Regions from separate parts of the Homo sapiens genome. Here region 1 is linked to region 2. The links are chromatin loops, found by intact Hi-C in ENCODE. Cell type or tissue: PC-9. All regions are shown on one strand. Links, peaks and the distances in the headings refer to the core of each region. The heading gives the core; the rest is flanking DNA.

Region 1 (5,369 bases), core at 237-5,236, 190 kb after region 2:
GACCCCCTCCCACCCTACTGTGGGGTCCGAAGGCCGCCTCTGGCCTCAGTCTAGCTGGAGGTGGGAGCTGGAGTAGGGGGCGGTGCCTGCCTCCCTCCCCCCTCCCCGGAGAAGCCGGCAGACAGGGCCAGGCGGCAGCAGCAGGACAGCAGAGCTGAAATAAATCTGAGCTGGTGTGGAATGAGGGGGGATAAATATCCTCTCCCGTGATGTGATCTTTCCAGCGGCTATTAATAGGTCTCCGGGGAGGGGGAGGCGGCGGGGGGAGCGGGCTGGAGCTTAAAGGGCCCGCAGCCTAGGCTGCAGGAATCCTTGGCTTCAAGCTACACTCCCCATCTGCTTGACACACCGCTCCCCTCCCCCTTTCCTCCTGCTTCTGCCTGCCGGCCTGGCCTGCCAAGCCCCCCTCCTCAGGCCTTCCCCTCCAGCTGTCTGGACCAGTGGGTAGCACTCCCTGGTGTGCGTTTTCCCACTGTCCCTGGGGAATGAGACCCGGGCATGTGCAGTGACCCCAGGTCCTGTGGCCCTTCTCTGCTGGTGTTGGGACATATGGGAGTTGAGGTTTGAGACCTTGGAAGGAGTCTGAAGACAGCAGATCTTAGAAGAGAGGATGCTTAAGTCTGATACAGAGGACAGGGTTGCCACAGAAGCTTGCAGGCTGATGGGTGTTTTGGGGCTGAGGTGGGTGAATTCTGCCAACTCTAGGCCCTGGTTTCCATTCAAATTGTGGAGGCTAGGGGGTGGAGGGTTTCCCCATCTCCACTCCCCAAGGTGGATGAGGGCTTCAGCCCTTGTCTGAGGAAGCCATGGAGGGAGGTAGAGAATAGCTGGTGGTGGTCTTGAGATACCACCCCTTCCCCCCACCCTCCCCCATTGTTAGGGGAGGCAGGATGGGGTAATTAAGTTGCAGGCATGCCTAGCCCCTAGCAAGGTTAACTTTTCACATTTCTCCCACCTCCTCCCAGGTTACCCCACCCCAGGAGGAGAGAAGCTCCAGGGAGCCCGCCGCTGTCCCCCCGCGGTCATTGCCCCCCTGCCCCAGCCAAGCCAATGCACCCAGAAAATAAATTGACCAATCATGGCAAGACAGGGAATGGCGGGGCCCAATCTCAGCACCAGAATGTGAACCAAGGACCCACCTGCAACGTGGGCTCGAAGGGCGTGGGGGCGGGGAACCATGGGGCCAAGGCCAACCAGATCTCGCCTAGCAACTCAAGTCTGAAGAACCCCCAGGCAGGGGTGCCCCCTTTCAGCTCGCTCAAGGGCAAGGTGAAGAGGGACCGGAGTGTGTCTGTGGACTCTGGAGAGCAGCGAGAGGCTGGGACCCCATCCCTGGATTCAGAGGCCAAAGGTACCCCATTTCCTCATCCCTAAGACCCTAGCATCTCCCATAGTCCAAGGCTCAGATGTTCTGGGAGATCACCTCTCTGCTCCCTGCTTGTCCAGTCCTCATCCCACGTTCTTCTCCAGTATTTCTGCATGGGTACCTTTCAACACCCACCAACCAGATCATTCGGGATTGGGGTTGGCCATGATGCCACCCATGGAGGGGCCACACAGAGTGGTCGGACTTCTGGACTCCTTCCCCTCCTGCTTTCCCACCAGAGCTCCAGAAGGGGAGAGGGAGGTGCCATGGAGTGAGGAGCAGACCCCAGACCCACACACTTCCAGGAGCCTCCGTATCCCGGCTGGTGGGAGCCCTTTGGGAGCAGGCACTGGGGCCTGGAAGAGTAGCAGCAGCTCCCCCTCCCCTCCAGCCCTAATTAGAACCAGTTGTGGTTGGGGATTATGCTGTACTTGGTGTTGGGGGGGAGGGGAGACAGGCATGGGGCTATAGAGAGAAATCAGAAACAAATGGTGGCGTGGTGGGGGCCACGGGCTGGCGAAGTGCCCACCATGGCCTGGGCAGTGCCCTCTAGGGTGGGGCATCTTAGAGAATGGATCTGGGAGGGACCCTGGGTGTGGGAGAATAATGGGGCCTCTAGGCACTCACTCTTTCCTCCGTCCTGCCTGGGCAGAGGTGGCGCCGCGGAGTAAGCGGCGCTGTGTGCTGGAGCGGAAGCAGCCGTACAGTGGGGACGAATGGTGCTCTGGACCGGACAGTGAGGAGGACGACAAGCCCATTGGGGCCACCCACAGTGAGTGCCTGTCGATGCCAGGGTGCTGTAGCCCGTGATGTTCCTGGGGGATGGACTTGAGAGGACTGAGCCTGGGAAAGAAGTGAGGACTGGGAGTCCTGGATTTTTCTCTCCCATCCTACCTCTCAGACTCTGTCCCTCCCTACACTGCAACTGCCTCGCCTCTGCCTTCCAGGTGCTCAGTGACCCCCTCTCCCTAGGGACCCTAGGTGGGGCAGAGTGGAGTGGCCTCCTTCTTGGTCACGTCACCTGCACCTCTACCTGTGAATTCCTGGCCTATGCTGCCACCTACTGGTTAGTGGAGGGAGGGCGGTGAAGCGTCCAGGGACACTGGGAGCCGGGCAGTTGGCTCTGCTGTGCAAAGCCCTGCTAAGCCTGGGTGTGAGTTGCCACTTGGCCGTGTCTCTAGTGCCCTTCCCTAACCTCTAATTGACTCCTGGCAAGTACCCAGGGTGTGTCACCAGGACAAGAAGTGGGTGTGGAGGGATGCCCACTCCTCCTCTGATTCTTTTATGGATTCGCCTATATCTTGTCCTTCCATGAGTGATGGGGGAGAGCCAGATGTAACCCCTGCCCCTGGGAAGCTTGTACATATTTTTTTTCCCTCAAAGTTTACGTTTACATCTTTTTGAGGAGAGAGACATAAGAAACTAGCCAGAGAGGCTGGGTGTGGTGGCTGTCACCTGTAATCCCCAGAATTTGGGGAGCTGAAACCGGAGAATTGCTTGAGCCCAGGAGTTCAAGAACAGCCTGGCCAACATAGGGAGACCCCATCTCTAAAAAGAGAGAGAGAGAGAAAGAAAGGAAAGAAGTAAAGAAAGAAGAAAAAGAAACTAGCCAGAGACTATTAAATTGTGAACTCCTTGAAGGCAGGGACCATAGAAAGAAGAAAGAAAAGAGTACATTGGCTACTTTGCTACTCTGTTTTATTTAATCCTTACAACAGCCCTGTGAGGTCAGTGTTATCATGATGCCAATTACAGAGGAGGAGAGAGAGTCAGCAAATGTTATGGAGTGAGCAGACTATGTCTGTGACAGGGGTGTAGAGGGTCAAATACCAAACCTCTACAGCTAGCTGGAACCTCACAGACCATCCTGTATCAGTTCTCTCTCCCCCGTGGGACTAACCTGGTGGTCGCCAAGCCTCTGGCTGAACCCTTTGATGATAGAAGCCTTTACTGCTTCCCAGACCAGACACCTCCCCCCATAGCCACCACCTCCAGTTCACTTATGTCACATCAGACTGCACCATTGTAGAAACTTTGTGAGTTTTATTTATTTATTGTTTAGAGACAGGGTCTCTCTCTGACACCCAGGCTGGAGTGCAGTGGTGTGATCACAGCTCACTGCAACCTCAAACTCCTGAGCTCAAGTGATCCTCCCATCTCAGACTCCCAAGTAGCTGGGGCTCAGGCATGTATCACACCTGGCTAATTTTTGTAGAGACAGTCTTGCCATGTTGCCCAGGCTGATCTTGAACTCCTGGTCTCAAGCGATCCTCATGCCTTGGCCTCCCAAAGTGCTGGAATTACAGGAGTGAGCCACTGTGCCTGGCAAACATAGGGAAATACAAAGTAGAAATTGCTAACATCCCATACTCAAGGCGACTATTTTAGTCGTACTACCCTTAGATTCTTTTATTTATTTATTTATTTATTTATTTTTGAATCGGAGTTTCACTCTTGTTGCCCAGGCTGGAGTGCAATGGCACGAACTCGGCTTACTGCAACCTCTGCCTCCTGAGTTCAAGCGATTTTCCTGCCTCAGCCTCCCGAGTAGCTGGGATTACAGGCACCTGCCACCACGCCTGGCTAATTTTTGTATTTTTAGCAGAGGTGGAGTTTTAGCATGTTGGCCAGACCGGTCCTGAACTCCTGACCTCAGGTGATACACCTGCCTCAGCCCCCCAAAGTGCTGGGATTACAGGCGTGAGCCACCCGGCCTGATTCTTTTTTTTTTTTTTTTTTTTTGAGACAGAGTCTCACTCACTCTGTTGCCCAGGCTGGAGTGCAGTGGCACAATCTCGGCTCACTGCAACCTCCACCTCCTGGGTTCAAGTAATTCTCCTGCTTCAGCCTCCCAAGTAGCTGGGATTACAGGCATGCGTCACCACGCCTGGCTAATTTTTGTATTTTTAGTAGAGATGGAGTTTCACCATTATGGCCAGGCTGGTCTTGAACTCCTGCCCTCAAGTGATCCGCCCGCCTCGGCCTCCCAAAGTGTTAGGATTACAGGCATAAGCCACCGTGCCCGGCCTGCCCTTAGATTCTTGAAGAGTTCTTACTGGAGGGGCGATAGAACGTAGACATTGACAGGACTAGTTCTGCCATCAGGCTGCCTTCGTTTGCAACCCAGGTTATTTCTGTAAATTTGGGAAAGGGCCTCAGTTTCCTCATCTGTAAAAGTATTATTTATCTCATAGGGTTGGTATGAGGAGTAAATGAGGTTATACATGTAACATGTTAGCTTTTATCATTGTTATTGTACTAGAAAGTTCCTTGTTGGACTAAGCCCTGCCTGTCTCCCCATAGCTCGTATCCAAGAGCTACTCAGCAGCCTTCACACATTGAGGTCAGCTCTCAAGCTCCCCCGCAAATTTCTGGCTCTGCTCTTCTATGTAAAATTGGATAGATAGGGTCCAGAGCAGGGCCGTTTTGGGGTGGGTCCATCAGAGAAGAAGGTGCAGAAGAAACTTTTTCCAAAGAGGGCAGCCTGACACTGGGCCCATGGGAAGGTGGTCACTGCCCTGGCTGGATGGAGACAACTTCAGGCAATCTGTCTCCCATTAACTGAGAATGCTGGTACTTACTGTCTGCGGGCCAGGAACTGTGACTTGCTTTTCTTGGCATGCGAATGGGTCTACCCACTCACCTAGACCCGTTGTAGATTTTTTTCTACGCTAAGACTTACAGTCAAGTGTCTAACCATGGAACAAAACTTCCCTTGGTGCTGAGGGCAGCTGGTCTGTCTTGAGAGTGTTTCCAGTATGTCAGCTTTTTCTAACTGTTTTTTCTTTCTTATTTTTATTTATTTATTTATTTTTTTGAGACAGTCTCGCTCTGTCGCCCTGGCTAGAGTGCAATGGTGTGATCTCGGCTCACTGCAACTTCCACCTCCTAAGTTCAAGCAATTCTCATGTCTCAGCCTCCTGAGTAGCGGGATTACAGCCATGCGCCACCATGCCCAGTTAATTTTTGTATTTTTAGTAGAGACGGGGTTTCACCATGTTGG
Region 2 (5,369 bases), core at 232-5,231:
GGTCTGATTCCTCTCCCTCCTCAGCTCTTTCCAGAGCCTCAGCCTGGAAATCTCCATCTCCTCCTTGTGGGAGCTAGGTACAATGCAGTGATCCACGGCCAAGCTGAAGTCTCGAGTTAAATCCAAGACCTGAGGGTACTCCCAATCCCTCAGTGAAGTGCTGCGCTGGGTTGCCGGGCAACTAACTGCTACAGCTGGGGCAGAAGGTGGGTGGGATGCTGAGAAAAAAATACCAGAATCGAGGACAAGAAAAACAGAGTGGGAGGGGCTTTTCAAGGATCTACGCTTTAGAATTTACACCATCCTTCCAAATCGTAGCTTTGTTTCCGGGAACTGAGTTGTGTTTACCTTGGCTTCCGACTATGTTGGCAACAGGTTTCCTGCAAGAAACAGGCGCGTCTCCACACCCTCGTCCCTCCTCCCCACCCCCTGCCTTTCAATAGCCATCTTCCTGGAGCCGGAGGCATCCCAGATTAAGGGAGAGGTACGGGCCCTTTAAGCTTGACCTATGGAGGCGGACGGAGCTAAAACTGACGTGGAACCGGAATGTGAGCGGTGTCAGACACGTGGTACAAGGAGGCATTCATCTTGGAACCGGGCAATTGGCATTTCCGCTCTGGGTAGTACATCTTTAACATAATGTTAGGGAAGTATCCGTTCTTGGCTGCCTTTCTTTAATTGCGTTTCCAGTACTCTCTCGGTGATTCTACTCTTGAACATAGGATGAAATTTGGAATCACACTTCTCTTCCACTTCCATCCCCACCCTCTAATGCCCATATTAAAAATGGCGGCCGCCGCCTTCCGCAGTAATGGTTGTTCAGCGAACAAGATCCGGGCGGAAACAGTAGATAGGCGGGTGCAGCGGGGCAGAACATAGGTTGCCTTAGAGAGGTTCCCCGGTGTCCCGACGGCGGCTCAAGTCAGAGTTGCTGGGTTTTGCTCAGATTGGTGTGGGAAGAGCCTGCCTGTGGGGAGCGGCCACTCCATACTGCTGAGGCCTCAGGACTGCTGCTCAGCTTGCCCGTTACCTGAAGAGGCGGCGGAGCCGGGCCCCTGACCGGTCACCATGTGGGCCTTCTCGGAATTGCCCATGCCGCTGCTGATCAATTTGATCGTCTCGCTGCTGGGATTTGTGGCCACAGTCACCCTCATCCCGGCCTTCCGGGGCCACTTCATTGCTGCGCGCCTCTGTGGTCAGGACCTCAACAAAACCAGCCGACAGCAGATGTGAGCAGCGGCACACGGGTCCGGGCAGGGGGCAAGGGCTAAGGAAGGAGTGGCTAGGGCAGGGGCGGGAACCGGGGTGCTTGACCACACGTGAAGACTCAGAACTAACCCAGGCAGCCTGGAACTCGGAGAGGTGATGAGCAGAACTTACTCGCATTGGGGAAAGGATGGGTAGGGACCCTTGGGTATATCTGGGACTCTGGCAGTGGTGCTTTCCTCCCTCCGCCCCCCTCACCACTTACCAGAATAAAAAACCGGGAATGAGAAGACCACTTTGGGTTACTGTAACACCTGCACTAGTGAGTGACCACGCCCCCTTTCCTCTTCCCCCTCGCCCCCTTGCTGCTGGGCCACAGCCCAGAATCCCAGGGAGTGATCAGCGGTGCTGTTTTCCTTATCATCCTCTTCTGCTTCATCCCTTTCCCCTTCCTGAACTGCTTTGTGAAGGAGCAGTGTAAGGCATTCCCCCACCATGAAGTAAGTGGGTTCGTGGGGGTGATTGCCTGTGGCTGGGACCTGGGAGGTACCTGAGAGAACTGGGGTTATTTGGGCTTGTGGGGAGGGGCTAAGAAATTATCAGAAAAGACAGGAATTCTTAAAAGGTGGAATGGGAGCAGGCTTGAGTCATGGACCTGCCCGAGCCTCCCCCAGTTTGTGGCCCTGATAGGTGCCCTCCTTGCCATCTGCTGCATGATCTTCCTGGGCTTTGCGGATGATGTACTGAATCTGCGCTGGCGCCATAAGCTGCTGCTACCTACAGCTGCCTCACTACCTCTCCTCATGGTCTATTTCACCAACTTTGGCAACACGACCATTGTGGTGCCCAAGCCCTTCCGCCCGATACTTGGCCTGCATCTGGACTTGGGTAGGTAGTCCTACCACTGCTGCCCCTATGGCACCTACTTCAGGGAACCCTTCCTGGTGCTCCACATTCTCCTCCAAGTGTTCCTTTTTTGTCTCTGTGTCTTCCCAGATCCTTTCTGGTAGCCCTTCATCCTATCGTCCGTCCTCACCACTTTTCTAAAAATTCTTAAATCCTCCTCCCCTAGGTGGCACTACTTCTTTTCCTACCATCTCTCCCCGCAGGAATCCTGTACTATGTCTACATGGGGCTGCTGGCAGTGTTCTGTACCAATGCCATCAATATCCTAGCAGGAATTAACGGCCTAGAGGCTGGCCAGTCACTAGTCATTTCTGCTTCCATCATTGTCTTCAACCTGGTAGAGTTGGAAGGTAGGTGGGATTGGGGGTGGGGAGAGAGAAGTCTGAGTGTTAAAGGTGTGGCCTGATATATGACTTTGGGAAATTCAGGGGAAAAAAGCAATATGCATAGTAATTATAGAAGATAAGGGAAGCTACTTACTTTGCAAATAACAATGCAGATTTATTAAAAGTGAGAAAGAAAAATAGTAGCCCTGTCATTTATAGCTGGATTGGCACTAATAGCTAGGCCATGATCTTCTCCCATTGAATATAAACAGTTTCACAGAACCCCAACGTTACACAGGGTCATTCTGTGACCGTGATGGAGCAAGACTAAAACTAGACCCCTCCCTCTGTAATCATGTTTGAGCACAGGCAAAACCACAAGAACACTGAGCAACCCACAAAATGGCCAAGATCCCCTCTCTCGGCTAACATGAGCGACTGCTGCTGCTCTCCAATAACAACTCAGTTCCTACCACTTCTTTTTTTTTTTTTTTTTTTTTTTTTTGAGACAGGGTCTCCCTCTGTCATGCAGGCTGGAGAGCAGTGGCGCGATCTTAGCTCACTGCATCCTCTGACTCAAACGATCCTCCTGCCCCAGCCTCCCAAGTAGCTGGGGCTACAGGCATGTGCCACCACACCTGGCAAATTTTTGTATTTTTTGTAGAGACAGGGTTTCACCATGTTGCCTAGGCTGGTCTTGAACTCCTGGGCTCAAGTGATCTGCCAGGCCTCCCAAAGTGCTGGGATTACACTCTTGAGCCACTGTGCCCAGCCAGTTCCTACCATTTCTTAAATAAACATTAAAATGCTTGATCATAGAATTACTCTTGCTTTCTTTTCTTTTCTTTTTTTTTTTTTTTTTTTGAGACGGAGTTTTGTTCTTGCCCAGGCTGGAGTACAATGGTGCGATCTCGGCTCACCGCAACCTCCGCCTCCCAGGTTCAAGCGATTCTCCTGCCTCAGCCTCCCTAGTAGCTGGGATTACAGGCATGTGCCACCACGCCCAGCTAATTTTGTATTTCTAGTAGAGACGGGGTTTCTCCATGTTGGTCAGGCTGGTCTCGAACTCCTGACCTCAGGTGATCTGCCTGCTTCAGCCTCCCAAAGTGCTGGGATTACAGGCGTGAGTCACCGCACCCGGCCATGAATTACTCCTGCTTTCTAACAGCACCCAGTCCAGAGCAAAACTACTTTCTTTCACCCTCTCCCAAAATACCCAAAACAAACGCTACTACAAGCCCCTCCTAACACCCTCTTACTGAGACATTCCGTGGTTCCCAATGGTGTGTGGTTTCTGAAGTCTCCCTTTTTACAACAAGTCATTAAACCTAGCTTTGAACTATAGATGTGTTTCTGATGGTCTTTGGCTGATGAACATCAACAAGTGTTTATTAAAGCTAAGTACTTTTTAAACACTATCTTATTTAAATCTTGTAATGGTTTTATGTGGCAGATGTTATAATCAGCCCTGTTTTACAGATGAGAAAACAGGCTTAGAGAAGTTAAATGTGTCATGATCAAGATCAAGGTCACAAAGCTAAGAAGTAAAGTTGGTATCCAAACTTACATCAGAATGGGCTAAACCAAATTTAAGATAGTAACTAGTTTGGAAGGCTGCACGAAAGAGGTGGAATATTGGGAATTGCCTTGGGTGACATAAAAGGAGTATTGAGTTCTTAAAAGTGACTTGGGTGAGGTGGATGATAACAGCTGTAAACAGAACTTAGACAAAAATAGGACCAAGGTTTGCAGAGGAAGTGGGTATTAACTTTTCCTTCTTTCTTCCTTGCTTCCAAAGGTGATTGTCGGGATGATCATGTCTTTTCCCTCTACTTCATGATACCCTTTTTTTTCACCACTTTGGGATTGCTCTACCACAACTGGTAAGTAGGCCTGTGGATAAGGGGACAACTACCTGAACACATGGCAAAGATGGCCCTTATCATAACCCACCTTGTGGTGGTGAAGCTAAACCTGCGCATACCTCTATGGAGTTTTCTGCGTCTTCAGTTGGTCGTATTCTGAAATTTCTCTCTACCCAGTAGTAGTTAGGGATGAGTGCGTGGAGGCCCCAGGAATAGATGAATTCAGGGCCTTGGATCCTGCAGAGTTGCTGCACAACTGGAGTCTCCTCTGAGTCAGAACTAGGGTCAGGGCTAGTCCAGTGCCCATAGGGTGTGATGTGAGAGAAGGGATTGGTAATGCCTCTTGCCACTGGCTCGGATCCTCTTCCCCCACACAGGTACCCATCACGGGTGTTTGTGGGAGATACCTTCTGTTACTTTGCTGGCATGACCTTTGCCGTGGTGGGCATCTTGGGACACTTCAGCAAGACCATGCTACTATTCTTCATGCCCCAGGTGTTCAACTTCCTCTACTCACTGCCTCAGCTCCTGCATATCATCCCCTGCCCTCGCCACCGCATACCCAGGTAGCCGCTTTTTGGCTTGAAATGGACATCATAGCCTTTTCACTTGGGATATCTAATGCCAGCCTATACATTTGCTGTGCAAAGGGAGTGGGCCCAAAGAAGGGCTATTTCCATGTGAGTAGCCCTTTATAACTTACAAAGCACATTTATTTGCATAATCTGCTACAGTGGTTCTGATAACAGTAAGCAGCAGAGCCAGAAATAGATCTCAGGTTGACTCCACATTCAATGCTCTTCCTATTAGCCACAGGGAGGAGGGTTCAAATAGTGGCCCAGTCACATGAAGCTATCTTCCCCCCGCAGACTCAATATCAAGACAGGCAAACTGGAGATGAGCTATTCCAAGTTCAAGACCAAGAGCCTCTCTTTCTTGGGCACCTTTATTTTAAAGGTAACAGGGTAACAAGGAGGTAAGGCCCTAGGCTGCCATCCTGACCTTGAGGAATGGGGAACCTAGTCCTACATCAGATCCAAGGGGAACTTGAAAGCATTAAATAGAT

The links. A loop is a pair of places that touch in the nucleus more often than their neighbours do. Peaks named below come from ENCODE experiments on the same cell type or tissue, not always from the same donor. Only the 100,000 strongest peaks of a DNase experiment are listed, where the experiment ranks them.
Region 1: it touches region 2 in a loop (5-fold over the local background); 5 of 110 quality-filtered maps call a loop at or near these places.

The regions. Positions count from the first base shown.
Region 1 is chr11:118,904,252-118,909,620 of GRCh38, reverse strand. BCL9L (BCL9 like) reads left to right here. Exons shown (of 10, transcript NM_001378213.1): 4 at 966-1,351; 5 at 2,019-2,138. Among named protein-coding and RNA genes, the nearest start is that of MIR4492, 3.8 kb to the left of the region's middle. RefSeq lists enhancers at 1-360, 2,089-2,158. In PC-9, for the core only: CTCF peaks have their summits at 2,223 and 2,422 (motif pointing left); a DNase peak (open chromatin) is centred at 2,410; H3K4me3 peaks cover 601 bases; H3K27ac peaks cover 1,640 bases.
Region 2 is chr11:119,097,355-119,102,723 of GRCh38, reverse strand. It overlaps DPAGT1 (dolichyl-phosphate N-acetylglucosaminephosphotransferase 1), which reads left to right and starts at 871. Exons shown (of 9, transcript NM_001382.4): 1 at 871-1,229; 2 at 1,586-1,706; 3 at 1,881-2,094; 4 at 2,316-2,462; 5 at 4,237-4,321; 6 at 4,681-4,869; 7 at 5,173-5,260. The coding sequence starts at 1,069. It also overlaps a transcript of C2CD2L not described here. RefSeq lists enhancers at 1-315, 527-836, 19-1,218, 1,030-1,743. In PC-9, for the core only: CTCF peaks have their summits at 2,082 and 2,283 (motif pointing right); DNase peaks (open chromatin) are centred at 443, 823, 1,213 and 2,293; H3K4me3 peaks cover 2,396 bases; H3K27ac peaks cover 1,451 bases.